Linked DNA regions of Homo sapiens: regions 2 and 3 are each linked to region 1. Evidence: chromatin contacts called from ENCODE Hi-C data. All regions are on one chromosome and are shown on one strand. The core of a region is the stretch at or near the end of the contact, and the rest is flanking DNA. Distances in the headings are between cores, read along the strand shown. Region 1 holds the start of CALHM3 (calcium homeostasis modulator 3). Region 2 overlaps CNNM2 (cyclin and CBS domain divalent metal cation transport mediator 2). Region 3 overlaps NT5C2 (5'-nucleotidase, cytosolic II).

What was found. A loop is a pair of places that touch in the nucleus more often than their neighbours do. Pooled maps may share reads with other maps.
Region 2: a loop to region 1 is called in a map with no recorded cell type, with 3 times the contacts of the local background. The contact joins the enhancer-like site here to the promoter of CALHM3 in region 1. A Hi-C loop is called at or near these places in 4 of 168 maps with a recorded cell type or tissue (HCT116, MCF 10A and naive thymus-derived CD4-positive, alpha-beta T cell), 10 of 37 single-sample maps with no recorded cell type and 10 of 50 pooled maps.
Region 3: a loop to region 1 is called in a map of HCT116, with 5 times the contacts of the local background. The contact joins the enhancer-like site here to the promoter of CALHM3 in region 1. A Hi-C loop is called at or near these places in 1 of 168 maps with a recorded cell type or tissue (HCT116), 1 of 37 single-sample maps with no recorded cell type and 1 of 50 pooled maps.

What each region holds. Positions count from the first base shown.
Region 1 is chr10:103,476,990-103,480,911 of GRCh38, forward strand. CALHM3 (calcium homeostasis modulator 3) reads right to left here and starts at 2,251. Exons shown (of 3, transcript NM_001129742.2): 1 at 1,757-2,251. The coding sequence starts at 2,043. NEURL1-AS1 (NEURL1 antisense RNA 1) reads right to left here. Exons shown (of 4, transcript NR_120675.1): 4 at 2,614-3,008. RefSeq lists an enhancer at 1-809.
Region 2 is chr10:103,052,166-103,056,087 of GRCh38, forward strand. CNNM2 (cyclin and CBS domain divalent metal cation transport mediator 2) reads left to right here. Exons shown (of 8, transcript NM_017649.5): 3 at 2,164-2,301. Among named protein-coding and RNA genes, the nearest start is that of CNNM2, 140 kb to the left of the region's middle. Within about 2 kb of position 1,891, at least 22 of the 41 ENCODE cell types and tissues checked have a DNase peak (open chromatin) inside an H3K27ac peak, as active enhancers do.
Region 3 is chr10:103,094,928-103,098,849 of GRCh38, forward strand. NT5C2 (5'-nucleotidase, cytosolic II) reads right to left here. Exons shown (of 19, transcript NM_001351169.2): 11 at 2,364-2,447; 12 at 1,012-1,053. Among named protein-coding and RNA genes, the nearest start is that of NT5C2, 96 kb to the right of the region's middle. Within about 2 kb of position 1,669, at least 2 of the 41 ENCODE cell types and tissues checked have a DNase peak (open chromatin) inside an H3K27ac peak, as active enhancers do.

The DNA.
Region 1 (3,922 bases), core at 1,001-3,500:
TTGTGGATAAATATCCCAGCTTCTTAAATCCTCAGTGGGAAAATTCTGAGATGTGTTCTATGCATGCCCTTAGGGGGTCCCCTGAAGGATTAAGCCCCAGTTGCCCACTCATTATCACATTCTTTCAGAGCCTGCTTTTGGAGGAGAGCCTAAGCTAAGACAGCCCTGCCCAGTAACCCTCCAAAAGCAGCACCTCTAACACCCCTACCCACAAGGCATCCCAGGAGCCCACCCTCTGACCGGCCTCAGGCGCCTTTCCAGATCAACTCTGCCCCTGCCTGTAGTGACCTCGACTGGGTATTGGCCACAGGACAGGAGCCCAGTGGAGCTGTGCCCACTGGACCCCAGAGGAAAAGGCCAAGGACACACCCAGTGCCTGTGACCCACCCTGCACAGCTGAATTGCAGGGAGATGTGATCCCTGAGAACATGGAACAGAGGCTGAGGGTGCACCGGATGCAGATGTTGTTTCTGAATTGGATTGTACACAAAACATCCAATGGTGTGTGCCAGGTGTGTGCGTGCATGGCCTACCCAGTGTGAGCTGTAAATATGTTCTAGGCAGTGGTGGCTTTAGCATTTTCTTTTCTTTTTTTGTCTTTTTTGAGTCTTGCTCTGTCGCACAGGCTGGAGTGCAGTGGCACGATTTCAGCTCACTGCAACCTCTGCCTCCCAGGTTCAAGCGATTCTCCTTCCTCAGCCTCCTGAGTAGCTGGGACCACAGGTGCCCAACACCACGCCCAGCTAATTTTTTATATTTTTTAGTAGAGATGGGGGTTTTGCCATGTTGGCCAGAGTGGTCTCGAACTCCTGACCTCAGGTGATCCACTCGCCTCGACCTCCCAAAGTGCTGGGATTACGGGTGAGAGCCACCGCGCCTGGCCCCCCCACCCAATCTCTGGCTCCTTATTTTCCCCCAAGGCTAGCCATAGAAACTAGAATCCATCTTCCCCAAGGTGGGTCATAGAAACCAGAACTCCTTTTCTCCAAAGCTGCCACCATAAAACCTAAAAATATGATTCTAATTTCCCCCCGCCTTTCTGTCTGAAAACTGGCCGTAAAGAAATGATCTGACCTACCTAGTTTCATTGTAGATCATAAGACTCCCTTCTAGAGAGGGTCCTGCCCCGTGTCTGGGAGAAAGGAACACTGTATAGAGAGGCCAAGAAGAACCTAGATGGCCTTGCTGAGTTTCCCCACTCCGTCTATAACATCAGTTCATCCCTTTTTTAATCCAATTCTATTTCTGCGTGGCTATCCAAACCTTGTTGAACCTAAGCATAAAAATGAACCATTTCCTCTGTATCTTTAGGTCTTTATTCTGAAGGTTCTGTGGCACATAAAACGGTAATCAAATAAATTTGTATGCCTTTTCTCTTATTAATCTGCCTTTTGTCAGTTGATTTTCAGCAGAGCTTCAGAGGGCAAAGAGGAAGTTTTCCCGCAGCCCCTAGAGTGGCCTGGGTAATTGGGAATCCTGTGTCATTCCTATGTTTACAGCACTGGCCACGGAAAGGTGACAAACGATAGGAACAGAAATATGTTTCCAGAGTGGAAACTGGCAAGTGGCTCTCTGTGAGCCGATAATTCCTAGTTGGGGAAAGGAGAGGGCGCACCTGGCAGTACCTGTAGGGTGGGTGGAGAATCCCCTGATAATGAGAATGGTTGGGGTCTGGGGGTGCACTTGACAGTGCCTGTGGGGTGGCTGGGGAGCCCCTGGCAAAGCTCATGGGTCACTGAGTGGTGTGGGACCGCACCTGATGATGCCTGGGTCCTTCCTCCGGTGCCCTGCGGGCCGGCGCCACTCCTCGACCATCACCACAGACTGCCGGTTGGCGAGGAGGCCGCAGAGAAACAGGGCGAGCGGGGGCGTCAGCAGCAGGCCCAGGCCGTAGAGTGCATTGTAGTGCACCAGGCAGGGACAGTTGAAGTCAAAGGAGGAGTACAGCTTGACGGTGACCGCAGCCAGCAGCAGGCAGATGCCATTCATCACCGACTCCGAGCTTGACTGGAAGTGCTGGAAGAGCATGCGGAATTTATCCATGGCTCCAGCCTGGGTGGGTGGGCGGCCGTCGGTTCGGCTCAGTGAGGCTCTGGCCACCTTCCTGGTGTCTGCTGTGCTGGGGACGAGCCTGGGATCTGCAAGAGGTTCTCTCTCTGCTTCCAAGGGCCTGAGGGGCCAAGGAGGAAGCAGTGCCCAGGCCCCAGCCCAGGCTCCCGGGATCCAGTAGGCACTTAAGGCAGGGACAGGCTCTCACCACAAAGGCTCCCCTGCCCAGCCCAATGGTCCCCTGGTGCCACTCCCCTCCTGTCTGGGGGAGTGAGTCACCCTCTGTGACCGGGCAGCCCAAAGCACCTCTAGGCAAATGGGCCCCGCCCTGTCACTCCATTCCTCCCGGCCCATTTCTCTTTGCTTTACGGTCTGGATGCTCAGGCTTGACAGCCGTTGGAGCTTCCTTCGGGGGACAGGCAAATTCTGGGTGTGGTGAGGAAAAGATGCTGATGGAGCCAAGGTAGTATATTTTCTGGTCTTGATCAAAAGCATGACTCTGAACTTGTCTCACAGGCATAGTAAAACAACAGCAACAACAACAACAAAATATGACGACTCAGCTCAGCCCAGGGAGATTTCATGTTGGCTTTCAGGCTAGGAGGAGCCAGAAGGGGCACCTATTCCTGACCGAAGGCTTCCTGGAAGAGGAGACCCTTGAGAGGAGTCTTCAACGATGTTTCAGCATTTGCCATGAAAGGGGTAGCGGAAGGGGATGGCCTCCCTGGGCGACGTGCTAAACATTGTGCATTAACCACTGGGTGCCCATGGGAGAGGCTGCTCAAGTGCCACGCCCACACCTGCATGGCTTTCCCCCTGCCCTTCTTCCGTGTGAGGGGCATGCGTTTGAAATCACTGCTTCTTCTCCTAACTCTCCCACATCACTAGGTCTCTCCTTGTGTCTCAGTTCCAGTCTCTCCGAAGGATGACAGCCCAGATGTTTGAGGGACCCCTGAAACCTGCAAAACGAATTTTGTAAAGGTCACTTGGCCCATATTGTAAGTCAGATCATCCCAAATAAGTCTTGCAAATTTCGTAACCATCTGTGTGGTCTGTACTTCTGATGAAGACAGACAGAAACCTGGGTCTTACTTATTATTATTATTATTATGAGATAGAGTCTTGTTCTGTCACCCAGGCTGGAGTGCAGTGGCACGATCTTGGTTCACTGCAGCCTCTGCCTCCCGGGTTCAAGTGATTCTCCTGCCTCAGCTTCCAAGTAGCTGGGATTACAGGCACCCACCACCACGCCCAGCTAATTTTTGTATTTTTAGTAGAGACAGGGGTTTTGCCATGTTGGTCAGGCCGGTCTCGAACTCCTGACCTCAGGTGATTTGGCCCCCTTGGCCTTCCAAAGTGCTGGGATTACAGGCATGAGCCACTGAGCCTGGCCACTTAGTATTTTTATTTTCCATATTTGTACGTTACTCTAGGTCCTATGAGACAGATTTCCCTGTGTGAGGGAAATGAGGCACTGGAGAAGATGGGGAGAGCCACCAGTGGCCCTGTGAGTCTGACTCTGAGCGGAGGAGAGGGCGGGGCAGGGGTGAGAAACCCTTCAAGCCAGGAGGACCACCACAACTTCAGGTGGGTACAGTCCCAGAGGGGCTGTTGGAGGTCACATACCCTGGCGGGGACAGAGCCAGGGAGGAAGCTGGGATCCTCCATCTGTGCCTTTCAGCCTTAGTCACCCACTGGGCTGCTGACCAGAAAAGGGGACTGTCCTGGCCCAAGGCCAGGCTTCGTGACCCTGAACCAGCAGGGCTGGTGTGGAGCAGGCGGGGAGCTAACTGGGCTGGGAGGGTCATGAGCACCCCTCAATCCCATTCTAGTCTCAGGGAGGGATAGAGTGTCCTAAGGGTCCCCAGCCACT
Region 2 (3,922 bases), core at 641-3,140, 430 kb before region 1:
AGCTGCTCGGGAGGCTGAGGCAGGAGAATCACTTGAACCCAGGAGGCAGAGGTTGCAGTGAGCAGAGATCGCACCACTGCACTCCAGCCTGGCGACAGAGTGAGAATCCGTCTCAAAAAAAAAAACAAAAAAAAAAAAACCCAAACCGAGTGTGTCTGTATTTCTGTTTGCCCAGGGGTAGTACTTACCATTAGGAAGGCGATTTACCATTTAGGAGATCCTATGTTTGCACTTCAGTTTTATACAAATGTTAGTTTAACTTCTCTTAAGCCTTGATTGGACTGATCTCATACAGAAGTGTTGCCTGATGTTACTGGCTCAAGATGCTGGACTTGTGGTTTCAGGTTTTTTTCTTTTTTTTTTTTTTAGACTAAGTCTTGCTCTATTGCCCAGGCTGGAGTGCAGTGGTGCAATCTCACCTCACTGCAACCTCCGCCTCCTGGGTTCAAGGGAGTCTCCTGCCTCAGCCTCCTGAGTAGCTGGGATTACAGGCACCCGCCATCACACCTGGCTAATTTTTGTATTTTTAGTAGAGACAAGGTTTCACCATGTTGTTCAGGCTGGTCTCGAACTCCTGACCTCAAGTGATCCACCTGCCTTGGCCTTCCAAAGTGCTGGGATTATAGGCGTCACCGTGCCTGGCCGATTTCAGGTATATTCTTGATCTGGATAGAGATTGGGAGTGACAGCTGTTGCCATTAGAAAATTATTTTTAAATTCTGTATTGATTTCTACTGTCTGGTTCTCAAAAGAATTGAGACAGACAGAAAGTGGAAGTTGCAGTCGCCTTCTCAGGAAAAGCCTAGTAATCAATCTGTTTTGCTTTATGCAAGAAACAATAATGCAGTGACTCAGTCCTTGGGAAGGAGCAAGCAATTGGGGTCTTGTCTTTAAGCTCGTTTTTTCTTGATCATTAATTTGTCTAGAAAAATACTTGAAAGATGGTTTTGCAGGAGTTACCTTCCAGGTCAGGAACTGGTAAACCAAAGCCCATGGGTGCCTGCACTCTGCTTCTGGTGACCTGCAAGCTAAGAGTGTCTTTTCACATCTTAAAATTGTTGCAAAATGGCTAAGCATGGTGGCTCATGTCTGTAATCCCAGCACTTTGGGAGGCTGAGGCAGGAGGATTGCTTGAGCCCAGGAGTTCAATACCAGCCTGGGTAACATAGTGAGACTCTGTCTCTACAAAAAAAATTTTAAAATTAGCTGGGCGTGGTGGCACACACCTGCAGTCCCAGCTACTTGGGAGGCAGAGGTGAGAGGATCACTTGAGCCTTGGAGTTGAGGCTGCAGTGAGCTGCGATTGTGCTGCTGTACTCCAGCCTGGGCAATAGAGCAAGAGCCTGTCTTAAGAAAAGAAAAGAAACCAAAAGAAGAACAATTACTTTGTGACATGCAAAAATTATATGCAATTCAAATTGCAGTGTTCATAAAGAAAGTTTGATTGGAAAACAGCCATGCTCCTTCATTTTTCTAAACAGCAGTGTGGAGACTATGTAGACCCACATAGCCTAAAATATTGACTCTCTGGCCCTTTTCGGAGGAAGTTCGCAGACCTCTGTCCGGATCCCATTCGTATCTGCTTGACCTTGAGGATCTCATGGTCTGGAGTAGCAGTGAAGCAAACATATTATTAAAACACTGCTCTGCGAAAGCATTCATGTTTGTTTCTTAAGGGGGTTTTGTTTGTGTGTTGTCTTTCAGCAGAGGGAAGGGGCCTCTTACAGGCAGGGACACTCCTCCCTTGTGTGTACACAGTGGTGGTCCTTTGCTGGAGGATGGTGACATTGAGCAACAGTGGACTGTGCACTCCAGGCTGCGCGCCCTGTTGCTGTGTGCTTCTGTGGGTCTTGTGAGAGGCTCTGTCAGCATTTGCCTGATGCTGTGCTCACAAGGGCCCTCTACAGACCTTCCTGAAGTACATTCACTAATCAGGCTGCCTGCGGTCACTCGCTGCGGACTGCGTGGTGCCCAGGCCGCCGTGCTGATTTGATGAGGATCTGGCTCTCCCTCCCTCCTTCCCCGTGGCATCTGTGCATAGAGCGCCTGCATCTGGAAATACAGTCCAGCTCTTCCAATATATTTTGTCTTTTTCATTCAAAAAGAGCCCTCATCTCATGGGATGCATTTCTTTTTTTTTCTCTCTTTTAATTCCTCCCTTAGCTGACAACAGAACGAAAAAGAAAGTGGCTCACCGGGAACGAAAGCAAGATTTTTCTGCCTTTAAGCAGACAGACAGTGAGATGAAGGTTAAAATATCACCACAGCTCCTCCTGGCCATGCACCGTTTCCTAGCAACAGGCAAGTGCAGCTTATCACAGTTTGAGATCTCTACCAACCCTGAAGCGTGTTTCTCACCCACCACTGACTGGGGTGGGTTGGGGGTGGACACTGGGAAATGGGGTGATAAGTAATGCCACTTTTGTGTTTTGTTTTTTTTGTTTTTTTGTTTTGTTTTGTTTTTTTCTTTTTAAATTCTCTCCTCTCCTATGTTCAGTGTCGGCATGAACCCTCTGAGACATTTACCAGGGGTGGACCAGTAACTTAAAATTGGTCTGAAAGGTAAGGATGAATGTTAGTGCCACACTGCATGTGTACAGTAGGCCAGGCCATCTCCTTCCAGCTAGGTCCGTGGGAGAGCCAGCTGGCGGAGCAGGCTGATGGTGCCAGCCTGGCACCAGCTTGTTTGATGGACAATTGAGTCCAATCTCTCTTCAGCTTGTCCTGGAAGCACAGTTGGACATCAGTGGTAACACAGGGGCTGTGATTTGCAAAGAAGAAAACTAGGTTTTCACAATTAAATCTTTATCTTTTATGATTTTAATGAAATCAAATTCTAAGAACTTTGATATGGATTTCTTGATGGCCTCCTCAGATCAGATTAACTCGAGTCCATTTCAGGAGGCAAGTGTTCATGTTGTTTAAACCACCAACCCAGCCGGCACTGACTGCTCCAGAGAGGTCAAGGTTGAATGGACTTAAGATACTGACCAACCCTTCTCCCATCCCCAGATGCTCTCCAGGGTTGAGCTCTGGTGGCCAGGGGAAGTGTGAGAAAGTCTAAAGCATCCAGTGGCTTTAGAAGACATCGGTGTCCCTGATAGGCAGCCAGTGCCTTTCATCTGCATGCAGTAAACTTAAACCATGTTTAAAAGAAGGCTAGCCGCAACCACATGGTGGAATGCTGTTTAACTCTTTAAGGTCGTGTTCTCAGACACATGGAAATGCTCACAATATTATATTTATCACATCAGAAAATATAGCTTAATACAAAGTGGGGAGAAACAGAATCTAAAACTATGTGTACATTAAGATTAGAGTTGTGTTTTTGTGTGTACACACATGTATACATGAGCACACGTGCCTGGGCATGGCACTGGAAAGAAATGCTCACTTGATTGCTCAGAATGGTAATCTGAGTGGTTGGCTTATAGATAAGTTTTTCTTTCTTCTTTCTTTTTCTGTATTTTCTAAAATTCCTGTAATTACTATCTTATTACAAAAAAGTCACAAGTTAATACAGAACTTACAGCTTTCATAAATACATAATTAGAAAATAAAAGAACAGACGATGTCTTTCACTTATTATTCTTTTTCTAATTTTGATAATACTGTTCCTCATTTAAGTACCACAAATTAAAACTAAACATCTAGGCCGGGCATGGTGGCTCATTGCCTGTAATCTCAGCTCTTGGCGGGGCCAAGGCAGGCTGATTGCTTGAGACCAGTCTGGCCAACATGATGAAACTCTATCTCCACTAAAAATACAAAAATTAGCCAGGCATGGTGGTGGGTGCCTGTAATCCCAGTTACTCGGGAGGCTGAGGCAGAAGAATCACTTGAACCCGGGAGGTGGCGGTTGCAGTGAGCCGAGATTGCGTCACTGCACTCCAGCCTGGGTGACAGAGTGAGACTCCTTCTC
Region 3 (3,922 bases), core at 419-2,918, 380 kb before region 1:
GGGAAGCAGACAAGATATAAATAATAAATAACTGTAATAACACATTCTATACATTAAATCATTTCATCTACTACTAAATTACAATACTTATTTTACAGCACTTTATGAAAGTGTGCTCACCTGAAATTTGCTAAAAGGAGCTCAAAAGAGCTAGGGAGAGATGCAAATCAATACCCAAGGGACAGATTAAGACAGAGGCAGGCATCAGAGCTAAAGTATACAAACTAACATGGAACTATTAGGAAATTTTACTGGTTACATTCTCAGAATGATGGCTCTAGGTACACACTGGCTTTTGGCTCACAGTGTAAGCTAATCACAATACTGAGTTATGCCCATTAAAATCATGACTATCCTGAAATGGAACCCTGGCATTAACCTTTTAAGACCAACCTGAAGGGCACTGCACACTGTGATTTCAGGTGTTCTCAAAACAGGGATTTGCTGATGTTTATTCACTAAAGTCTAGGACTAAAATTCTGTAAGTATGTGACTAAGTTGCAAGGAGTATTCCTTAAACCTAAGTGCAGCCGTACTGCAGAAATGAAGACTTCTCTGCTAAATATCAAGGCTGAGTGCTCTCTTGGCAAAAACTTAGCAACAACTAATACAAAATCTAGAAGTTGTCAAGAATACACATACATTTTCTGTTTCTGTTAATCAAATATCATCCACAACCTGAAAATTCCTTTCATTGCCACACAAACTTAATTTTGCATAGAACTTCTTGGGCATAAAATTATTCTGATCCCATCCTACTAAATATCACATGAATATCCCTTTTATTTCTGTCTATTAAGTATTCAAGTTGCGGACTCTAAATTAGCAATTTGATTTTAAATTCTACTAGCTCCTGGATTACTTCTAATGTTAATGAAGATTAGACAATAGGCTTAAAAAGTAGGACTTTTCTGGGTGGGTTCTGACCAATTCTTTCCCCCTTAATATTCCAGAATGATTAAATGCATTCATTGTTATTAAAGCAGTGGTCTATTGAGTCACATACGGTACCTTGGGGCCATGTGGGAAGTCAAACAGGTAAGTCATAATTTTCTGGAAAAAAAAATTTAACATAAGGTCCATATACTACTTTTGCAAAAGGTATATAACCTAAAGAAATTACAAGCTTTTCACAAAACATGTCTTTTTCAACATAGGACTCACCACATTCTTGTTTCCTCTAAATTTTATGAAATCATGGCAGTGGAAGCCAGAAATTAATGCTTTACCATATACCAAAAAGAAAAAAAGGCTTCTGACATTCTCAGGGAGGATACATACTTCCTCTGGAAGATGTTTTTGAACACACATTTGGAGGAAAGGAGCATATGAGGTAGGGGTATAGAGAAAACTAATGACTCACACAGAAATAACCTATCACCTTGGCTTCGCTACTGCCATCCCTAGACCAACTAAGTCAACAAACCAACGGTTTATGTAAGACTGTTTACTACAAATCACCAGGTGTCTAAATCAAGTTTACATGTACAGCGAATTGGGGGAAGTGGAACTTCTTGCCAGTACTATAAATTTTTAAGTGTCTCAGCAAAAGTAAGATGAAGTTAAGGAGTTAGATCAGTTTTTCCACATGCTTTAATCATGGGAAAAAACTGTTTTTAAGAGGTAGTAAATTTTGGGCTGGGCACAGTGACTCACGCCTGTAATCCCAGCACTTTGGGAGGCCAAGGTGGGTGGATCACGAGGTCAGGAGTTCAAGACCAGCCTGTCCAAGATGTTAAAACCTCGTCTCTACTAAAAATACAAAAAAATTAGCCAGGCGCAGTGGCAGGTGCCTGTAATCCCAGCTACTTGGGAGGCTGAGGCAGGAGAATTGCTTGAACCCAGGCGGCAGAGGTTGCAGTGAGCCGAGATCGCACCACTGCACCCCAGCCTGGGCGACAGAGTGAGACTCTGTCTCAAAAAAAAAAAAAAAAAAAAAAAAAAGATATATAAATTTTGACAGCTAAGAGCCAAAACATCTGTGCAGCATCTATTGCTGCAGGTCTTCCAACAGCAGGGAAAGTCATACATACACATCAATAAGGGGTGTGACTGCTCAAGTTTATAGAAATGATGCTCCAAAGAGACACAAAAGCCATTTTAATCTTTACAAATGTTTTAAATAACCCCAAGATTAAAATTTTCAAGTAGCCAATTATAATCAGTGAAAATGGTTAAAATAAATTTCTAGAAAAATTTGAGAACCACTGTTATCCTGTATATTTTTGCCTTTTTACTCTTTGAAAATGAGAAGGCAAGAAACTATTTTCACTTAATAAACTTCTATCTTCCTCATTGTCTTCACAGTTCTTTAGGCCAAAATAATTCCACTGCATAAATAAATATACACATGAAGCACTTACATCTGTATATTTATAGTCACTGTTGGTAGCAAGAAATACTTTCCCTACTTCCTTCATCCGGCTCAGAAGCAAAGGCAGTTTTCCCTGAAATGTAATTGGATAATGAGTGAAACACGAAAACATTTTTATCTTTACACTTTGGAGTTGTCAAATACTGGATTTCTGTCCACAACAGGAATGGGGGAACCTTTTAAGGGTTAGCTGATTTCAGAATTTTGCACTTAAAAGCCCACATTATCACTATAAATGAATAAAGTATTAACATATGTAGTATACACAGTGTATGTAATAGATTTACATGTAAAATTATACACATATTTATAGGGGTTATATGGCTGTTAACAACATATCTCTACCTTCCTCATGATGTCTGCCTCAGGAAAGAGTTTAAATTACCTTGAGATTTCTTGAAGTATGTGAGGTGTGTTAAAGGTCAGCAGAAGCTGATTTAAACATGCTCTACATAGAGATTATTAGATATGGCTTTCAGTGTGTACACTATGGTTTTATAAAACACCTTGCAGAATGAAATGACATGTGCAGATGCTACCTAGAAATACCCACACCCACGTGCGCTTAAATGAGGAAATTCTAACCCCTCATGTGCCTGGAAAGAAAAATATCTTTTCCTTCTCGCATAGCAAATAGATTCCTTCACTCAAATTCTCCCGGACCCTCCCCATTCAGTGTTCTTTCTTGAAATAAGGGAGGTGGGTGAAAATAGGAAGCACAAAAACTGAAAACAAGAAATCTTTACCACAGTACTTTGAGAAAATACTGTATTCTGCTACTTTTACTCTGTAGGAAAAGAAAGAAGTATGTCATCTTGGGGCACTATGTGTGTTTAATTTTTATTCTAAAACAGTTCTAGACTTATAGAAAAGCTGTGAAAATAAAGAGTTCCCATATATTCTTCCTCCAGTTTCCCTTAATATTAACATCTTATATAACCACAGTATAATTATGAAAAGTATGAAATTAACATTGGTACAATACTATTAACCACAGATTTTTTAAAAAATTTTATCAGGTTTGCCACTAATGCCTTTTAAGGTACTTTAAAGCTTTCCTCATTACTCTCTGTTGACAGGTTAAAGGCATTTTAAATAACAGTAACATATATGCACATTTTTGAGATGATCTAGTGCAGTAGTTATGATTTGGGTGTGACTTAGCTTTACTACTTACTAACTGTGTGACCTCTGGCAAGTTATTTAATCCCTCTATTTCTCAGGTTTTTTATCTATAAAACAGAGGCAACAATAATACCTAACTCAAGGTCATACAGAAGATTAAATGGCATAATGCATGTAATCACTTAGCATGGTGATGATGTGCATACAGTAAACCTCTAACTGCTATTATAATTGAAGCTAAGCGAACAAATGCAATACTGAGTCTTCTTGCCTATCAAGAAACAGGAAAAATGAAATACTGAGTCTTCTTGCCTATCAAGAAACAGGAAAAACTCTACTAAGACCTATGCTCTAGCTGAATATTCTTGGTGATTATACCCGACACATACTATGCCAAGACAAATCTCTTCTTTTGTCCATTTC